2 separate regions of the Mus musculus genome follow, and region 2 is linked to region 1. The links are chromatin loops, found by intact Hi-C in ENCODE. Cell type or tissue: heart. All regions are shown on one strand. Links, peaks and the distances in the headings refer to the core of each region. The heading gives the core; the rest is flanking DNA.

Region 1 (10,144 bases), core at 1,113-9,112:
ATGTGACACCCTCTCACACACAGACAGATAGATGTACAGTCAAAACACCAATGCGCATAATAAATAAGTAAATAAATAAATTCCTAAAGACATTCTTCCTTGAAATGAATCTTGTGTTCTTCCCCTATCAATATACAGCAGAGAGAAAACGTACCCTCAATGAATTTTACATTTTTCTATATGTAGTTAGAATGCAGTGTGCTCATACTTTTTTTTTTTTTAAACCAAAAGATCCCCTTCAAGTGTGAAGAAAATGACGCCCTAGGGAGATGTATGATTCTGCAGTTTCTAAAGCCCCCTGAGCACTCCGCCTCGCTGAAGAAGCTCACATGCAGCTCAAAGGAGAAAATTTCTCACTTTAGACAGGCCTGTTTATTCATTCTTTTATAACTGCCCCTCTCTGTACCACATGGCCTCTGATGCCACAGTGGGACCCAAAGGCTCGGCTCTAATAAAGCAACACACACACACACACACACACACACACACACACACACACACACACGGTCCAGGGAGAGCAGAGGGTAGCCAGGCATAAGATCACAGGACGAAAGCAGAATCTCTGCTCAGCAACATAAAAGTGTTGGCTTGCACACAAAGACATTCTTGAACACATTTCCATGATGCACAGGACGCAGGACGCAGGATGCCTCAAGTGCATTTTACTCAAGAAAGCAACTGATCTCATGCAAGGTGATGACTGCAGAGGCAGCCCGAATCATGCTCTCTTGTTTGTTATCTGTGGTTCTCGAATCTCCAAAGTGAAAATGCACACTCCCTGGACCATCATGGAAGTCCTGGGTACAGGTCTCAGGAGGTCTCTCTGTGCTTCCCAATTCCAGAGAGCGCCTAGGACGGGTGCCAAACTACCAGGGGTTTCCTGAACTGCCCCAACCCCACCTCCATCATCCACTGGATGTCACAGCCCATCCAGGATGACACTGTCACACTTCATCTAACCAGCCAATTCTCACTCGTTTAACTCCTCTACCTCCTTAATTTTTAGCTCGTGGCGTTACAATTCTGTAATCCTGCCACCCAAGGCTCAGGCTTCCCTCCCTCAACTTCCCGTGTCCTACCCGCACTTACCCCAGCCCTAGAAGTTTTGGTTTATTCCACTCTCCCGTTCCCTCCACAGCCCGCAGCCTCTGCGTCAGCCCAGTGCTAAGCACCTCAAAGGGGCTTGATTAATGTTTTCTTTCGCGAAGGCTGAGGAAGCTTCCAGCGTGGTGGCACAGACAGACATAGCTGGGAACAGATGATCGCCCGCTTTCCCACTTCCGGCCACCACCGAGAGCAGAAAGGAACCTCACTGGTCCCTAGTGACCTGCGGGGCCTCTGCGGAGATTCCAATCCTCCACACTTCCTCTCCCCATTGTTTTCATTCACATTAAAAAGAAACATCAAGAATTTTCATCAGAGCCTCCAGAAGGAAGATTCTGTTTGGAGTGGAAAGAAGCATGTGCTGTCCGATGAAGCAAACCCCTCAAGGGGACGGAAGTATAAGGCAGAGCGTGTCCCACTGACCCTCATTACCAACAGAGTCTTCAGAAGGGGATGAAACTCGCCATCCCTAAAGATGTAGCTTACGAATCATTCTTAAGTACCAACGGCCTATTAGCTTCTGTTGGAAAATTCCAGATCTTTTCTTACACACCCTTGAAGATTATAAACACAGGTTGAAAATGTTCCATGTGGCTGGGCATGTAGCTTGTTGGCAAAATCCTTGCCTATCACGTATGAAGCTCTGGCCAGATAGGCAAACCAAAGACAACACTTTCTACAGCTAAGTGTAGCCAAGATGAGGTTTTTAAGAGACCTCCACCTCCTGGGTACAAAGGCATAATGCAGGCCTTTAGCCGTCCATGAATTCTCTTGTTTTTAAATTTAATTTAACTTTGGTATTTTTGAAGCAGGGGCTTGCTGTGAAGCCCAGGCTGGCCTTGAATTCATTATGCAGCTCAAACTTGCAATCCTCCTGTCTCTGCTTCCAGAATGCATATGACCTCTTAAATGTTACAAAGCTCCTCTTCTTTGGCAAGTGTGGTTTCCATTTACATTCTAAGCTATATATTATTGTGTATTCCATAATGGCACTTCTTTCATAAAATGATCACAGCACCAGCCAGTTTAGAATATTCTAAATGAAGAATAAAAAGAACACACACTCTCTCAGGTTTACCACATTGTAGATTTTAAAAAATTCATCCCTGGCATGATGGCTTCTATTAGCGAAAGCCAGAGTCCACCTAACTATCGGTGGCTTTTGTCAGAACCTTCCCAAGAAGCCACTTCAGCTTTTCTCTTAGGGTGTACAAGGGGCTCCCTGTTTCCCGGCAGCTTCTGAGATGGCAGTTTGGGTCATCCTGGAACTGACATCACCAGTTGCTGACATTCCAATCCTGTTTTCTCCCCTATGGGGACACTTTTTTCAGACCTGTAGCTCACCCCTTACTACCCACACCTGACTCGTGGGCCACTGAGTCACTTCCTGTCTTTCAGACTTGCTGCTAAACTTCTCTTTGTAAGAACAACATTAAATACAAGTTTAATGAATATTGCAACAGAAACAGAATGGCCTTTCAACAACTGTAGGCTAATAAACACAGAGCCCACTGTGGGTTCCTGGAATCTTTTGAGGTTAGGATATGAGAGGGAATTCACCAAAGACTTATCGGTGACTTGGCCAGTGATTTCCACCTGCCAGTGATTCCCAGATGTGCCAGAGACCTCAGAGGTTGCTTGTGGAGGTGGCAAGCGCTTAGTGTATCCAGATGTAAAGACTTTCCCGCCTCCAGGGTGAGTGGAAGACACATTTGTAGTCGTTAGAGATAACAAGCACATTAAGCACAGAAAACTCTGCCTCATTGGATGTTTGAATCCCCAGTGGCCACCCTATGTCTGGAAAACTGTAGAGGTATAGCCAGCATTATATAGAATACACACTTAAAAATAAAAAATGAGTAGTTAGTTAGTTCTGGAGAAAATTCCTGGGTACTATTTTTACACACACACACACACACACACACACACACACACACACACACACACACCCTCACTCTAAAAATTACTCAAAAACTCTTTTGTCTCTTGTGTTCATTTCTGTTTCCATGGAAGCCACCCAACTTTCAGCAGGCACCACACCAAGCTAGATTGTGTAACGGCTGCTTTTGAAAAGGATTCAATTTTTCCCCTTTAAACGACTATTTCAGTTGACCTAAGAGGTTTCTTTTAGCGCTGTTTAGTTTTAGAGAATTAAGTGCATTTAAAAGGCAACTGGGGGTTTTCAAGACTTGAAGGGCAAATCCCCTAAGGGGCTCCCAGCCAGGTGGCTCTGTGTTCCTGACCCCAGTCTACCCACGAGGAAAGCTCTTGTGCCTGTCCGACCATCAGTCCATGAAAATGACAACTACGAGGGGCTTTCCCTTGATAAAACTCCTGCAAAAGCCTCTGTATGCCTGCATTTATTTTCAGTCTAAATTCAAGTTCTAGGCTGAAGATTCACAGCACTACTTGATATTTCTTTTTAAATTATTCCTTTTTATTGGGACAGGCAGAGTCTGTCAGGTATGAGGCAAAGATTCTCAGGTCTTGTATTCCTGCTTCTCTTATGGCATTTAAACAGGTTCTATTTCTTCGAATTTTCTTTTCTAAAAAATTTAACTGTCATGGGCAAGGAGCTTGATGTAGCACAAAACCATAAGGAAGAGTCACATACCACATTAATAGCAGGTACAGAGTACCTAAGCAGGAGGTTCCAGAGTAAGCTCATCTTTAAAAATACTGGTACTTGGCCAGGCAGTAGTTGTGCACGCCTTTAGTCTCAGCACTGGGGAGGTAGAAGCAGGAGGACCTCTGTGAATTCTAGGCTAGCCTGGTCTACAGAGTGAGTTTTAAGCGATTAGGGCTACATAGTAAGACCTTGTATCTCACAAACAAACAAACAAACAAACAAACAAATTTGCGTTCTAGCTATTTCTCAAGGCAAAAATAAATGAAATAGAAATAAAAAGTGTTACTTATTTTAGGTAAATACTTAAGGCAATATCAGGTACTAAATATTTAGGCATTGTTTAGATGCTTTTAAAGTCAGAACCTCTGCCGTCCTTCTGGAGTTGAACCCTCCTGGTTTCAGGATGCTGGCTGCTCTGCTCACCCTGGTTTGGCCTATGCTCGGTGCCCTGGGGTTTGGCAAGTGAGAAGTAGGCAAGTGACAAACCTGACTGAAACCAGCCTTTTAATGTTATTGTAAAAATGGCAGACCGCACCTGACCCTAGATTTTTTTTTTTTCTTTTTTGTTATTTTAGAATCTGGCTTCCCAGTGCTCCTTAGGATGAAAACAAGCTTCCTGTTGTGTAAGCTATACTGTGATATGTGAAGCTAAGGAATTCCTCTTTGGCTAAAGTTCTATCCTGGGCAGTGAGTCCCAGCTTGGGATTTTTTTTTTTTAATAACCAGAATGCGGTTTGCATAAAATGTATTACAAAGATGAACTATGAAAGCCAAAAGGCCAATGTTTTTAAGCATGCAGCTCTTGGCCACCGTGATGGACTAGCGGTGAAGGACGTGGGTCTGGGATGGTCCTGCTATGCTTGATATAACCATGCAGAAAGAAGTGTTTAATCAAAGCAAAAGCAGAAGCAAAACCTTCAGTTTCATTCCGATGCTCTGCATTACGCAAATTTCAAATAAAAAAAAAAAAAAGCTTTGGAAATTTGTAAACAATTTGCAAGGTATATTTGATCACATCATGAATTGCTCCTAAAGCAAAAATAGGTCAGAAATTATATCCACCTTTTCATCTTTTTAAGTGTTCGTTTCTTGGGAAAGCTTTGGTGATACAGCTGCTAAAGGTCACAAGAAGAGTGACTTTAAGATGATTTAAATCTACTTTTTAAAAATGATTTTATTGCTCGCAGTCTATAGTTTATAAGGTCAGAAGATGAAGGGGAACAAGACCTTCTAGAGTGCAGGGCTTTGATAAGGCAGGTTATTATTTCAGGGGTGAGTTGAGAGGGGTCTAATGAAGTGACTCCAAAGAGCAGCTTGCCAGCTGTGTGACTGTCTGCAAAACCTGACCCTTCCCAACATCGAGCCTTACCGGGAAGAGGAAGGCGCTCCGAAAGTCTTTGCAGAGGGCTGAGAATCTTGTGATTTGGGAAATGAAACTCTGATGTAGTACATATAATCAGAGACACCCATGCCACTGGGATAATGTCACAGACTCCAGAGAAGATAAGCCTTGTCCTTCTGTCATGGCTGCCTGAGGGTAGACAATGGCCACACCTACGCCAACTAGATGAAGGAAAACCCCCCGAGAGTGCCAGGGAATAGCATGGAATGCTGAGGTTTATCTGACTCTTGCATTGCTCGGAAAGCTTTGTTGATGAGCCTTGATCCCAGCGGTTGACATGACTTCATAGTGTGGTCTCTGACATAGCAGGCTAAGAATCTCCACAAAACCGCAGGCTCAGCTGCTGCCTCTTGGTCCCTAGGGCCAGCTCCGATGCATTCTTTCTCAATTTGGGGATGAAGTGTAACATTTCTAATTGCTCCCTGTTTTGTGATCCAGTTCTAACAGAAGCAAGCATAAAGGCATGATGCCGGAACGTGGGCCCTGAGTAAAGTCGTGTCTTTAAAGGTCATTCTGTTACTCTAAGACAGACCTTAGGGTGTCTAGGTAAGTAAATAGCCTTGGACAAATCAGCCATGCAAACAGGCCTAGGTGCTTGTGGCCTTGGCTGGCTTTCTCTGAAGTTGACTTGCAGGCATCTGTGACCCCCATTATCTGTTTATTCTGTTCCCACTGCACTTGACCAATGGCAGGCACACAGGGCTACACTGCACCTGAGTTGTCTCAGAAAAGGAAAAAGTTTTACAGCACGCAAAGGTACTTTATGGTTCGACCGGATATAAACACTTACAATAATTGTGGTAGTTACTAAACAGGGAATAGGCTATTTGGGAGCTAACAATATATCCTGACAACATAATGTTCTCTCTTCCTTTATTTGTTGAGATGTTGCCCTTTTCCAAAAAGGCATATTCTGGAATGTCCTCTTTAACATACTCCATTTGAGAAAGGTTTATAAGGCTCACAAAGTTTCTGTGATTATTCTTTTAAACAAAAATTTCTTCCTATAAACTGTTCAAATATTCTGCTAAAAGAAATCTATGTGGCTACTGTTGGTATTTCAGTTGTGGCATGATGCCCAACATATTATGTAGAATGCTCATTTAACCACCTCCATCAGGAGGAGGAAGAGACCAAGGATCAGGGAGGTTAAAAGAGGCGACCTAGGTCTTGCATTAGGATGTTGATACTTGAAACAAGTATTTTTTGTTTCCAGTCTTTGTCTATAACTATGAACTTTTCCAAATTCTTCTGAAGGAGCTAGACTGTACATAACAGATAAAAATACAGAAAAGTTTCTAATATAACTTCTATATGTATACACATACACACATATGCATTAATGCATTAACTGGTAATTAAATCACATAGAATAAGATGTGGAGAAAGGACATCTATAAGGAAGGGTTTACCAAACTCTGCTAAAAATAGAACTTCTTGTTGGCAAAAATGAGGAGAGAAAGTAGAATCACTAAGCAACATTTTCCAAAGGTCGTGGCAGGTTCCCAGAAGGCGCTACAGGAGACCACTGGGTTTCCTGTTGGACTGACATCCCTAAAAGATTTATAGAGGTGAGGGCAGGGAACATTTGATGACCATCAAAACAGAGTGCTCTGGCCACCTAGTCAAAGCCCCTCATGTGGCTTCTTGCTCTCCTGATACTCTGTGGTTGACTTTACTGACACCATTTTGGGGACAGCAATCAGAGCCTCATAGCCGTAGGGAAGCACACACACAACCAACGATGGTGTCACAATTCAAACCCAGACTAGCCTGAGCCTCAAGCCTTCCATCTGCCACAAAGCCAAGCTGATCAAACATGTTTTTATGGCTGTTTTTAGTTGCTGGCACATAGCATTTCCAGCAGGAGAATAAAACAAAGCTCTTGTGACTTGGGGACAGGGGAGAGGAAGTGTGTGGATCAGTAAAAAGGACAGGAGGCTAATCCAGTCAGTCACCTATACTCCTAATTAAGCTAAGCTATCTGCTAGCCAAGTCCTGCATGGCTCCACGGTGATTATCAAGATAGCAGGGACTTCAAATGGTATTGATAATAGACCATAATCAGATTATCCAACTTTGACCCTTCCCACCCCTGTATCTTAAGCAAAAATGTTCTTTTAAAGCTAAGGTTTCTGTGTTTTGTTTTCTGTTATTTACTAGTTCAGAGTGATCTTAGAGACCCCAAGGATGTTAGAGGCAACTTTCATTTACCTGTGGAAAGAAAAAGAAGTAATTCTTGCCGGGTGGACGTGAGATCTCAGAGATCCACTCACGCAGCCTCTTTCTGCCTTCTGTGTGGGTCTAACACTCAGTGGTCTCCACACAGCAGAAAAGCCACAGCAGTGGAGTAGTGGACACAGCTCATGTCCAATAAAAGCATTTTTGTTTATGATGTCTGGGCCACACGAACCTTTCTCTTTTAAAACCAGATATTTCCTGTAGAACGTCTGTACATGAAGAGCTTTCGTAAATGGACGTGAATTTAAATACGGAGAAATGGTTAATAATTTGTTTTGTGAGAGTTCTGCTTTTAAATTCTCTTTCTTACGGTGATGCTTTTTTATGTTTGTTCATTTCACTTTCTGTGTATCAGGGTTTTGCCTGTGTGTAGCATGTGCGCATCAGGCAGTGTCTGAGGAGGAAATATGAGGGCATCTGACACCCAGGAACTGGAATTATAGGTAACTGTGAGCTGCTTTGTAGGTGCTGGGAACTGAACCCAGGTCTTCTGGAAAAGCAGCCAGTGCTCTAACCACTGAGCAACCTCTATTCCCTATGGGTAGCTTTTGACTTTTCAAAAATATTCTGAGTCTTAAAAAAGCAACAACAAAAAACCACCACCACCACCACCAACAACAAAACCAACCAAAAACCAAAACCCTTAGCATGTATCCTGTAAACGTAGACCATTCTATGATGGGACCATTTATTTTAAGCTTGAAAGTAGGTTCATGTTTAGATATCATATTTTAAGATATTTAGCACAACGTGTAAAGTTTGCTTTCATAGGGACATAAACAGCCATGTTTGCTAACAGGGAACCTGGTAGTGCTCTGCTGCTTGTCATTATCAGGGAGAATATTGGGTGGAGTCAAAGTAGCAAAGAATTAAAATGAGAAGACATTTGGGATCCCCAGAAATATTCCTCATTTTGGAGAAAGTGAAATGTATTGTTTTCAACTAAAAAAAAAAAAACCAATAAACTGCTCTTTTAGAAAGGAGATTATATATGCTATTAGTCATTTTCAGCAGTGACTACGGTTTCCAGAAGCTCTGATTACAGTTTGTCTGGTGGGACAGCCCTCCCTTGTATAAACACATACACATACCCGTACTTCACATGAGCTGTAATTTCGCTGGAACTTCAAGGAAAAAGTTAAAATAAATAAATAAATAAATAAAACTCATATTTTCCCATGCTTTTTCGCTTCTTGTGTAAGAACTTTTCATGAGGCTGAAGTAAACTGTTTCATTTGTTTCCCTTTGTTCTTCCCGTCTTACTGGAAGCAAGCACGAGCTGGATGCAATCATCTTCAGCGAGAATAAATTTGGACGATGGAGATGACTCAAATCAACGACTAACAATTAAAATGTTTAGCTCTGCTGCCACTTCGGATATGCCATTTTAGGGCCACCATGCTCATCTATTCTAATGTGATGTGTATTTCCCCTTCATGGCAACCTTTAGTGCCATCTTCAGACTCATCTCTCTGCAACTTGGCTTTTGAAATTCCGTGGCAGTCAAAACACAAAGTGGGGCCTAACGATGCAGTGTGGTGGTTGAGGCCCTGCCCTCATAAGCATGAGGTGCTGTGTTCAATTCCCAGTATCACAGAAACAAAACCACACAACACCCTCTGTCACAAACAGCAGCAGCAAAAAGCAAGAAAATAGTAAAAACCCAACAATCTCCACATCCCCAACACGAATCGAACCTCTCCAGCCTCCTTTCTTGGAGCTCAACACAATTCCTAAGCCTGTCTGGTGTCCCAGGCACCTGGAGCTGACCAATATTTTCCTATGTGATGGATCCCATAGCAACCAGATTTGTGTCAGGGACACAAACCAGCTGTTTGAGTGCTGCCAGCCATTGGCTTCCAAAGGTTCATAACAGTGTTTAAGAACTCAGAAGTCATCATTTTTCAGGGCACTGTGTGTGCCTGTGTATGAGTGTGTGTGCATGTCCTAGCCACCTTGTTTGAGGAAGGGTATCTTGTTCTCCACAGGGTTGCTGGCCTGTGAGTTTCTGCAAATTCTCCTGTTCCCACCTATTTCACTAAAGGAGCACAAGGATTACACTCACTCAAGACGATGCCCAGTTTTCACATGGGTTCCGGGGATCCACCCTTGGTGTGAGATTCTCACATTGGTGTGGTAAGAACCATACTGACTAAGCCATCTCCTCAGCCCCAGAACATTAGACACGAGAGGAGAAACTATCTACACGGGGAACCACAGTTGCTTCCGAGCAATGCCATCTTGGAAAAGTGAGTAAGCCTCATGGAGCTTTAGTTTCCTGGCTGTGAAATGTAGTTGTGAGGTACCGTATAGTGTGGCTGGCAGATGGGAACCTTTTGGTGCATCTACTACTATTAAGGATCACATGGTACAGACTGTGAAAGCAAAGGTCTACAAAGCAAGGCACAGAGGAATGCATTAGAAAGCTTAGTGCTTCTATTTTGTGTATTTTACTTAAACGTCTTAACAAAACTGAATTACTTTGCCAGTATTTACTCTCAGAATGTTACGAAAGCCCTGTTGGTAGTTTCTGAAGGCGAGTGGGAACTGCGTGAGGCAGAGGGTTACTGTGTGGAGCAGCAGTCTCCCATGTGTCCTTGCTTTCAAGAAGGCTACTCATCATGACTTAGGAAAATCTACATGGACCCAGCTAAGAGCACTGTGTGGGCTCTATGTCTCGAGCTATTAGTGATGGTAAACATGAATATATACCGACGTGTAAAGATCGATATGTTAGAAATGCTGCTTACAATCTCGTGCTGTCAGGA
Region 2 (10,144 bases), core at 667-8,666, 89 kb before region 1:
AAGCACTAGCTGTCCTAGGCAAGCTTTCACTTCCATTGTTCTTGTAGCTGTTACTCACCTGTCAGCAATTATTTCCCACCCAGCATGCTGGGAGTGTGTGTGTGTGGGGGGGGGGGGTGTTCTTCTTCTTTCCATTTTCCCAACCTATTAAGTAAACACAGGTGCTCTGAGTTTCTTTATGGCACCATTTGTCAGTCTCCGTTCTTGTCACGGAAAGAAAGAGAACATTATGTGGCCATTTTGCTGAACTTGGCAGTTTAATGTAACAGCGAGCTATTTTACCACCTCTAGATTTTTAAAATATTTCCATTCCCTGAAAATAAAAAGTGATCTTGTGTAGCTACAATTTTCTCACCTCCTCCAGATTTGACACACTAGGAGCAATAGGAATCTGTGCCATCAGAAAGAGTGGGACCAAGTCTTTAAAACTCTATTGAGTCCTGCTCCCCACTTGGGGGCTAGGGCATGCTTGTGGTGGAGTTGGCCTCCTCCTGCAGGCTGCTTCAAACACAGCTTTCCAGCCACCTTCTGTCCTCTCACTTTTCTCCTGTGAGGCCATTTCCTCCTCGCAAGGTCCACTTCTGTTTTCGTTAATAAACGTCTTAGGAGGGACTGGAGAGATAGCTCAGTAGCTAGAGTGCTTCATTGCTATTGCAGAGGGCCTGGCTTGGTTCCTAGCATGCACGTGCGTGCGCGCGCGCGCGCACACACACACACACACACACACACACACACACCTACACACCTGTAACTCAAGCTCCAGGGAATCTGATGCCCTCTTTTGGCCTCTGTGGATCCCTGCATCCCTCATATATGTGAAATAAAAATAATACTTTTTTTTCTCCTAAAAATGTCTTAGGACCTATCTGCTCTCTTTATTGATAAATCACTTCTTCTCTTTGTTGATAATTTATCTTTATTGATAACAGCTTATGTTAACTCACCCTTAAGACAAGCACCTCCTTAGAATGACTCCTTTCAAAGATAAATTGGTCAGATTGGTCTTGGAATTCACTCCATTTGCCTCCTGAGAGAATCTTTGAGAACATATCTCTTATAGCTTGTTCTTTGAAAAGAACACACACACACACACACACCAGGTTTTTGTGAGGTTTCTGGCTGCTCAGAAACTGTACTTAGCATGCTGCCAAGAACAGCTCTGTTCCTGCAGAGGTGGGTGATTATGGGGAAGTAATTTTTAGAATGGCCACATTAAACAATAACGAGGGAAGGCTCCCTGGTGAATTTCGTTGCTTTGTGTGACCTTCCTTAATGTAAATTTCAGAGGTGTTAATGCACCGATCAGAGCAGCTATCTTGATTTTAATTTGCACAATGACACTCGGAGCACAAGCTCTTTGGAGACAGCTGGAGTGTGAGTTTGGTAGTGTGTCACAGTGAGTCAGGAGGCCTTGTGCCCTTGGATGCTGACCCTTGAGGACTTCGGGTGGGGCTTGTCGACCATGTGTGGTCTTGCAAATTTCCACTATAGTTGAAAATGGTCGCATGGCCTTCCTGTGGTCCTGCTGACCCAATCGGTGTTTACTCAGGGGCTCAGAAAAGCGTTGGAGGAAGCAATGCTCTCAGTAACCCAGAAGCCCTATTCATGGATCGAGCATGCATGCGTGCGCGTGTGTGCCAGAGGTGAGGTGAAAACAGTAGTGGATTGTACACTCTCCTTGCCTGTCTGGGAGGAAAACATTCCCAGAGGGTTGCTGTACAGACAGAGCAGAGTTAGGTGAGGTGGGAGAGAGGGATGCTTCATGCTTCCTGTTGTTCCTCAGAGAGGACTTGGAGATGGGAGCCATTTTCTTTCCCAGCCTTCACCCCAGCTGTCTTACCCCTCTGCTCTGGGACTGCTGCTGTGCATCTCCGTGGTTTACAGAACCGGCTTCCAGCTATCCTGCGCGTTAAAGCGGCAGCGTCTTCCTGCTTGGCCCCTGTTGTGACTCTCTTGTTGCCTGTGTTGAAATTTTCCCCGCCCTCGTCAGTTGGAGAGGAAATTGGTTGTCATCGTGCACGTTCCTCTTCCTTCACTAGGGTAGGAAGAGCTTAGCGAGGAAGATGGTCCTGAGAAGCGGGACAAGGTCGGGATCACTTTATATGTCACCGAGCACTGCTTCATACAGCCCTTCCAATGGCCTTGGCCTTCTAGAAATCTAAAACAGTGAACTGTTAAACACTTAACTGCTTTTAAAATGTACCCACACACACATAGTACTCAGACAAGCATATACATACACATTAATTTTTTTTTTTTTCCGAGACAGGGTTTCTCTGTGTAGCCCTGGCTGTCCTGGAACTCACTCTGTAGACCAGGCTGGTCTTGAACTCAGAAATCCGCCTGCCTCTGCCTCCCAAGTGCTGGGATTAAAGGCGTGCGATACCACTGCCTAGCATTAAATAAATATTTTTTAAAAATTAAAGATGCACATTTTTGCAGGATATTTGATCACATTGTAAACCCAGAGATTGTGAACTGGGGAAAAACAAAAACAAACAAAAAAAAAAAACCCTGTTACTTATTGTGGTGTAGCTGAGCCCTAACACACACCTTTAACCCAAGAGCTTTCAGCAAGCAAGAACAAAAGGTAGCCAAGGATAGGCCACAAGGTAGAGCAAGCAACCAGCTGAGGGGGAATGAACATAAGGAAAGAGAGAGAAGGGTCTTCGAGGTGAAGGGTGCTTCACATCGTGAAGTAGGACAGGGGGCTTTTTCCTTCTGAATGTCAGTGGAGTAGGAAGGTCAGCCTGTGTGTGTGTGCATGCGTGTGTGTATATGTTTGTGTGCATGCGTGCGTGTGTGTGTGTGCTCTTTCTGCCTCTCTGCATTGGCAGGTTTTCACCCCAGCATCTGTCTTCTGAGTCTTCACTGGTAAAAATCGAATGGCAGGGATTTTATTTTAAAACAGCAGTGCATGATATTGAAATAACAATCCATACCCACTAGAGTGGGCATCCTTCAAAGGTGGCAATGGGAGATGTCACCGTGCAAGAGGGTAGCGAGACACTGGAGTCCTCAGGCTTTGCTGGCAGGAACATAAAATAGCTGAGACTTTGGAAATTACTTTGGCCATTGCTTAAAAGCTTGAAGCAGGAATGAATTACTTTGCAGCTTCACAGCTGAGAATCTACCAGAAATTTAATTCCGCCCACACAGTCACTCTTGGGCCTCACTGCTGACAGTCTTTGTAAGGAAGGCCCAGGCCAGGAGCCTTCGTGGAGGACTCTGAAGAGTCCAGGACATGACACAAATTCTGGGCCGATGACTTCACTTTCTCCAGCCAGGTCCTGCCTAACTCATCGTGGGGAACGTGGGAGCCTGCACTTGTCACAGCAGCACAGGAATTTCAAAGAATTTCAAGATGGAGATGGTCATAGTTCATACAAGGAAGAATTGTTTGTCTTTCCTCTGTTTCCCATTGACATGATCAGGCAGAGCTGGTCTCTCTCTCCTCTTTATTTTTTACTACATATGTTTTTGAAAATTCCTTGTATTATTGTTTTCAATGTCGGCCCGTTCTCTGTGGCACATTCTGGGCTGAAATTCTTCCATGACCATGTGTGGCCACCTTTGAATGTGTTCTTAGCCTTTCATCTTGTTTCGAAGAAGCAAGATGCAGCTGGAGACCCAGAAATGCTGAATTCTCAGTTGCCTCTTTATCAATCCCTTGTACCAAGGATTGGTCAACTATGTGGGAGCAATTGGAAGCCCAAGTGCATTGTAATTGACACCTTTTCAAAGGACTGAGAACTATGGAAAAAATCCAGGGCTCTCACCCCAAGTCTCAATTTTTGGACTAGCTGCACCCAGACATGTCACTGGGTGAGAACCTGGAGGTGTGTGTGTGTGTCTCAGTGGGGTATACCTCAGAATTTACAGGTCTGCAGGCTCAGGTACATAATGAGTAGTTTCTCCTCCCCATCCCTTTGTAAATCCTGAATTCATCAGGAAGCTTGCAGGTCTCAGTCTGCAGTGTCTTCATTATGGAGATTATCTGCTAATTATACTTAACATGTTCTGTGGAAGACTCCAGCTCCTGTCTCAGCAGAAAACCCCAAGAAATCTACTCTGTATGGTTGTCATGGCTACTCTGTGGAGAGCAGCCTCCTCCTCAAAGAGCCAGGAGAACAGAGATTCAATTGCCAGGGTTTTCTGTCCTGGGTAGGTAATTTCAGGAGAGTTTTTCTGTGCCTTATTTTATTCTTTAAAACACAATGGGAGTAGTATTGGTCTAATGCATAAATGATGTGTATGTTGAAATTACACGGACATGGAAATCAATGGATTTGGCACGTCTGTAATGTGCTCGCACAGCAAAGCCTCATGCAATTGTGCCCATTTTCAAGGAGAGATGACAACTTTTAGCTCTAGAGGCTCGTCCGCAGTCGCAGAGCCTGAAGTGTCACCTTGAACAACCTATTTTCAATCTCTGCATAACATCTTGACTTTGGAATGTGGGAACTGGAGACGCTGTTTGTTTTACGCTCCCAAATCCTTGAACCGGAATTACAGCTTGTTCTTCTGTCTTCCCTGGGAAAGCAGGCCCCTCCACCCCTTCCTAGCGAGCTCCACAGAGCTGGAGCCCCGCTGAGTGAGCTGCTGTTTAAAATCCCTCCTGAGCCAGAGTCTGTCCAAGTTCCCCGCTGGGTGTCTGTTTTGCATCAAGCTGAGCCCAGAATTGGATCTAGTTCACCAAAACTGGACCAGCTAGACCTTGGGATTCACGGGGAAAATCATAACAGTATCTCAGTCCCTCTAAGCAGTTCCCTTGCCGCTGGCTCCCTCAGACCTTTGAGAAGCTGCAGAGCTAGTTGGATATTTCTATTCCTTGAATCCGATGCTGGGTATAAACACTGCTGGGTTTATCCCAAAACTCCTCAAAACTGATGGATAGCAGGAAGCTGCCATTTCCAAGTTGCTGTGGAATTGAGAGTCCTACTGGCATGAGAAATAGTCAGGTCCTTGTGTTGTGATTATAAAAAGATAAAGAAATATTAAGATATAATCTGTGGAGGTGTGGTGAGGTATGGGGGGAGGGGGGGCCTCAGCGGGGCCCATGCCAAGGCATCCCTTCCCCATGAGGGACCAGCCACACAACGGTATAGTATAGAATAGAGTTTATTCAGGGCACGGGGAGGGGAGTTATGAGGGTAATAGAGGCAGAGAAAGGCAGAGAGAGGGAGAGAGTAGAGAAGTAGAAACCAGCATGAACACGTGGAGAGTGGGTGGGGGGAAAGGGAATAGAGAGAGATGGGGAACAAGAAGGCAAGAGGCAAAAGAGAGAGGCAAGAGTAAGAGAGAGAGAGAGAGGAGGGGCCAAGCAGCCCCTTTTATAGTGGGCCAGGCCTACCTGGCTGTTGCCAGGTAACTGTGGGGGTGGAATCCAGACAGAATGCCAACACCTTGGTCTTCCTCTGGTTAAAAACAAAAACACCAACTTGACAAAATTGTGTTTTATAAGACGGAGACAAAGCAGACTCAGCAAGTTCTTAACAAGGGTAGGACTTCCCACAATCAAAGGCTTCTGGGTTCTCCTAAGTGCAAAGGTGAGATTTGGCAGCCTTGAGCTGTTTTTGTAGTTAATCATAGTTGTCACCTTGACGGGACTGAGAAATACCTACTAGATTACTGAGGGCACCTCTGGGTGTCCCTGTGTGTGCTTCCAGGACTCAGGCCTCATGCATGGACAGTTTAATTTAGTTCACAGTCCATGTTTGAGTGGACTGTTGAGGATCAGTGTACTGGCTAGTTTTGTGTCAACTTGACACAGCTGGAGTTATCACAGAGAAAGGAGCTTCAGTTGAGGAAATGCCTCCATGATATCCAATTGTAAGGCATTTTCTCAATTAGTGATCAAGTGGGAAAGGCCCCTTGTGGGTGGGACCATCTCTGGGCTGGTAGTCCTGGGTTATATAAGAGAGCAGGCTGAGCAAGCCAGGGGAAGCAAGCCAGTAAAGAACATCCCTCCGTGGCTTCTGCATCAGCTCCTGCTTCCTGACCTGCTTGAGTTCCAGCCCTGACTTCCTTGGTGATGAACAGCAATGTGGAAGAGTAAGCTGAATAAACCCTTTCCTCCCCAACTTGCTTCTTGGTCATGATTGGAATAGAAACCCTGACTAAGACAATCATTGAAATGGCGGAAGCTGGGGAGTGCCCTTCAGTTGCTTCTAATTCTGCCCTCTTCCTCCTGCTCTGCTTCCACCCTGAGGTGAATGGCTGAAACTTTTGAACCAAAAATAAAAATTCTCCCTCTCCATAGGTTATTTCTACCAGGTCCTTATAGGGATGACAAACTTAATAAATGAAGTAGGGGTCATGTGGGAGGAGGCTGCCAGCAAGTGTTCTGATATCAAGGCAAAACTCTCTTGTCCTGGAATGTTCTAGAAAAGTACATCTTCCAGGCCCGCAGGAAAGTAGGAGTTGTGGGGTGTGGTAGAGTAGGGGTACAGAAACAGCCCTATCCATCCCAAACATTATTGATGACAAAGTGAGGTCGCTCTTCAGGTTAAGGCCTTTTTATGCTGTGGCATAATTTCAGGTTTCTCTTCATCCTGAAAATAGCTGCAGATGCCAGAAATCCAAGTAGCAGGAGATGAAGCTTCAGATTCCCGGCAAAGAGATAAAAGGCTTAGTTATGCAAATATGTGGTGGAGCAGCTCAGTCAGGTCTTCCACAGGTGGGCTGATTGGTGCTGATATAGGGTCGGGAAAAGCACCACACAGCAGAGGGACTGATGGCTGCTCTTGGTCATCCACCTGTCACTCCTGGGAACCAGGAAAGAGCAGCCTCTCTCAGATTGGCTCATGGGCACATTTGTGGGGCATTTTCTTGATTACTAGTTGATGTTTGGAGGGCCCAGTTCCCTGAGGAAGGTCCTATCCCTGGGCAGGTGGCCCTTGGCTGTCTGAGCAAGCCAGTAAGCCTAGTTCCTCCCTCCATGTTTTCTGCTTCCAAGTTCCTGCCTTGGCTTCCCTTGATGGTGGACACCCCTTTCTCCTTAAGTTGCTTTTCGGTAACAGTGTTCATTGTAGCAACAGAGAGCAAAGTAGAGCAAGGGCACCTGAGACAAACCTGTCCAGCCTTGGGAGAACCTAGGGAGGGAGGGAAGGTAGGCAGGCAGGCCCTGAGTACCGCCGGCTTCCCAGGGCCCATGCAGGGGCTGGCTCTTCTGTATGCCTGTAGGAAACAGTGTGGTGCTGTTTCCTGTGAGATAACCCAGATTTAGATAACCTGGGAAATGAGTCAATGCAGGCTCATTGTGTGATTATCTCCATCAGGTGAACCACACCCCTCTGATAAATTGGTGAAACCCAGTCTTCTTTAAAGGTGAACTGGTGTCTCTCGGGCTTCACTCATGGCCTCATCATATTCTGAAGACTGAGTGAATTTGGGCCTGAGATCCACTGTGGCCTTGGGTTCCTTAGGATCCCTTCCTTCCAACTGCTGGTAACTACTGACATTGCAAGACATCAGAGCAAGGCAGGGCAGGCTGTGAGCAGGCCCCCTAAGGCCGGGTTTGGGGAGAGGGGCTCTCTGTGAGCAAATGTTAATTCTGTCCCTTGTGTTGTCCCTTCCCTTGTCCCAACAGGTTGAGTCTTGTCATATTATTGTCTTCTCTCTGAAGAGTTAATCCAGCTGGGCCAGCCAGTTACCTGGTCTAAACTGTTGCTTGGAAAAGCGGATACACCTTAATTGGGCTTTGCTAAAATGGTAGGAGGAATAATTATCCCTTTGTATGGATAGTGTATCCTTCTTTTCCAGAAAGCTTGGCCTCAGTGGGCTGCTTTCAGAACTGCTATGTTTCTGATGAGCTAGGGCCTGTCTGAATACTAACTCAGCAAAATGTTCTGTCTGTCTGTCTGTCTTTCTGTCTCTCTCTCTCCAGATCTCTTCGGGCTATGCCAAGATTTGCAGCTTGACTAGAGTGTTTTTGTTTTTGCTTTCATTCTAATTAAATTGTTTTGAGCTTACTTCTGAACCCATTCTTAAGCTATTTTATTAATGAGAATAGGAACCCCAGAGGCAACCCCAGTAACATGCACTACCTCAGGCAGAAGTTGTCAGTGGTTCAGGTAAGAGATGAAAACATCAAGGCTGACCAGTGGGAAATGTGTCTGAACCCCCAAAGCATCTGCAGAGGTCTGAGAGGTTTTAGCTCCTGAAATAAAGATTGCTCCTTGGTCATTAGGCAGAATAATTAAGTGTTAGGGTCTGGGGCAGGCAGGCTCCTAACATATGCACGACCTAGGCAGCTCTCTAATTGGCTGGAAAATGCAGCCATCTGGCATCGGCAAGGGCAGTTTTCAGAGCAGCCGGTTCCCTAAGCCGCTGCACCGCCCCCATACACATAAGGCATGGGTACTCAGTGTACAGATTAAATGGCAGCTCCTATTCGTGTCATATTAGCAATTCTAGTATAATAAAGGATGAAGACTGAGGTAGCAGACATGATGCCAAAGAGGTCTCTGCCACAGCCTTCTCCTGCTTGTCTGTCTGTAACTGCGAAACTTCCCACTGTCTGTTTCTTTCTTCTGTTTTTTTTTTTTTTTTTAATCTCATTAACTACTTTTATTGCTTCTTGGCCATCTTCTCATTAGACTGTGTGCTGGTTAGATTTCATCTTATTCCATCTTATGCTTTACTGTTTTCAACTTTCCATAAGCTAGGGTCATCTGGCAACAGGGAAACTCCGTTGAGAATATGCCTCCTTCAGATGGACAAGTCTGTAGTGATGTGCTTATAAAAAGATAGAGAAAGAATATGGGATGTGTGGTGAAGTATGGGGGAAGGTGATGTCTCAGCAGGCCCATGCTAAGACATCTCTTCCCCCTGAGGGACCAGCCACACTATGGTATAGTATAGAATAGAGTTTATTCAGAGCATAGGGAGGGGAATTATAAGGGCAGTAGAGGCAGAGAAAGGCAGAGAGACAGAGAGTAGAGAAGTAGAGGCCAGCCATGGCCATGAGCATGTGGAGAGAGGGTCGGGGGAAGGGAATGGGAAGAGAGAGGAAGAGCAAGAGAATAAGAGAGCAAAAGAGGGAGGAGGGAGCAAGCAGCTCCTTTTATAGTGGGGTCAGGCCTACCTGGCTGTTGCCAGGTAACTGTGGGGAGGAGTTTAGACAAAATGCTAACAGGCAGGGACATTGTCTTGATTAGTGATTGATGTGGGATGGCTCAGCCCACTGTGGGCATTGCCACCCATGAGCATGCCATAAGGAGCAAGCCAGGAGGAGCAAGCCTGTGAACAGTGCTTTCTTCTCCTTGGCTTCTGTTTCATTCCCTGAATCTAGATTGATGCCCTGACTTTCCTTGATGATAGACTACAATGTGGAAGTGTGAGTCAGAGCACCCTTTCTTATGCAAACCGCTGCTGGTCATGGTTTTTATCACAGCAATGAAAATAATTAATTTTAAATAATAATACTATAATATAAACATTATATAATAAATATTAATATAAACACATGATATAATATAAATAATATAGTATATAATAAATAATACTGTATGTAATAGAAATAATATAATATAGAATATGGTATAAATAAATATAAAATAAAGATAATAAAATGTAAATAATAAATAAACTAAAAATTTACAGACAAATTTTGTAAGGTCACTGAACACCTAAGTTTGTTGTCTCAAATACTTTCTGTGGCTATTTTCTAACTTATTCACTTAGGAATTAATTAAGGTTTCTATTTGTTGAAAACAACTGTTTCATGTTTAAACATTTTAGAAACAAGTTAGCTTTTTTTTTTTTTTTTTTGAATACCAGCCAATTCACTATTCTTTGCACTGCTGGGTTATGTTGAAATTGTCAAAATGCAAAATCTCAGTTATTTTCTTGGTTCTGGAGACTTCTGCTATTTCCCTGTGTATAAATTGATAATGTGTCTCTCCATTGTATGGTTACAGAGGAGGTAAATGAGAGAGAGAGAGAGAGAGAGAGAGAGAGAGCGCTAGCGAGCGCACACTGGTCCAAGAATGGCAGGTGGGGTCTGTGGAGTGAGAATTAGAAACGAGAGGCTCCATAATCATCTGGCATCCGCTCAACGTTGTATCTGTGGTTAGAAATGTACATGATAGAAATGCCAGGGACCTTCTGGATTCTTCCCTCCAGGTTGTGGTCCATGGGA

Evidence for each region. Hi-C counts contacts between places; a loop is a spot of excess contacts. Peaks named below come from ENCODE experiments on the same cell type or tissue, not always from the same donor. Only the 100,000 strongest peaks of a DNase experiment are listed, where the experiment ranks them.
Region 2: it touches region 1 in a loop (2.0-fold over the local background); 2 of 42 quality-filtered maps call a loop at or near these places.

What each region holds. Positions count from the first base shown.
Region 1 is chr5:151,107,476-151,117,619 of GRCm38, forward strand. All of the region lies in intron 1 of Stard13 (StAR-related lipid transfer (START) domain containing 13), which reads right to left. Among named protein-coding and RNA genes, the nearest start is that of Stard13, 78 kb to the right of the region's middle. In heart, for the core only: no CTCF peak of the experiment used is centred there; DNase peaks (open chromatin) are centred at 1,276, 3,206 and 5,466; H3K4me3 peaks cover 251 bases; H3K27ac peaks cover 269 bases.
Region 2 is chr5:151,019,064-151,029,207 of GRCm38, forward strand. No RefSeq gene overlaps it. Among named protein-coding and RNA genes, the nearest start is that of Kl, 72 kb to the left of the region's middle. In heart, for the core only: no CTCF peak of the experiment used is centred there; DNase peaks (open chromatin) are centred at 1,948 and 4,618; H3K4me3 peaks cover 586 bases; H3K27ac peaks cover 1,197 bases.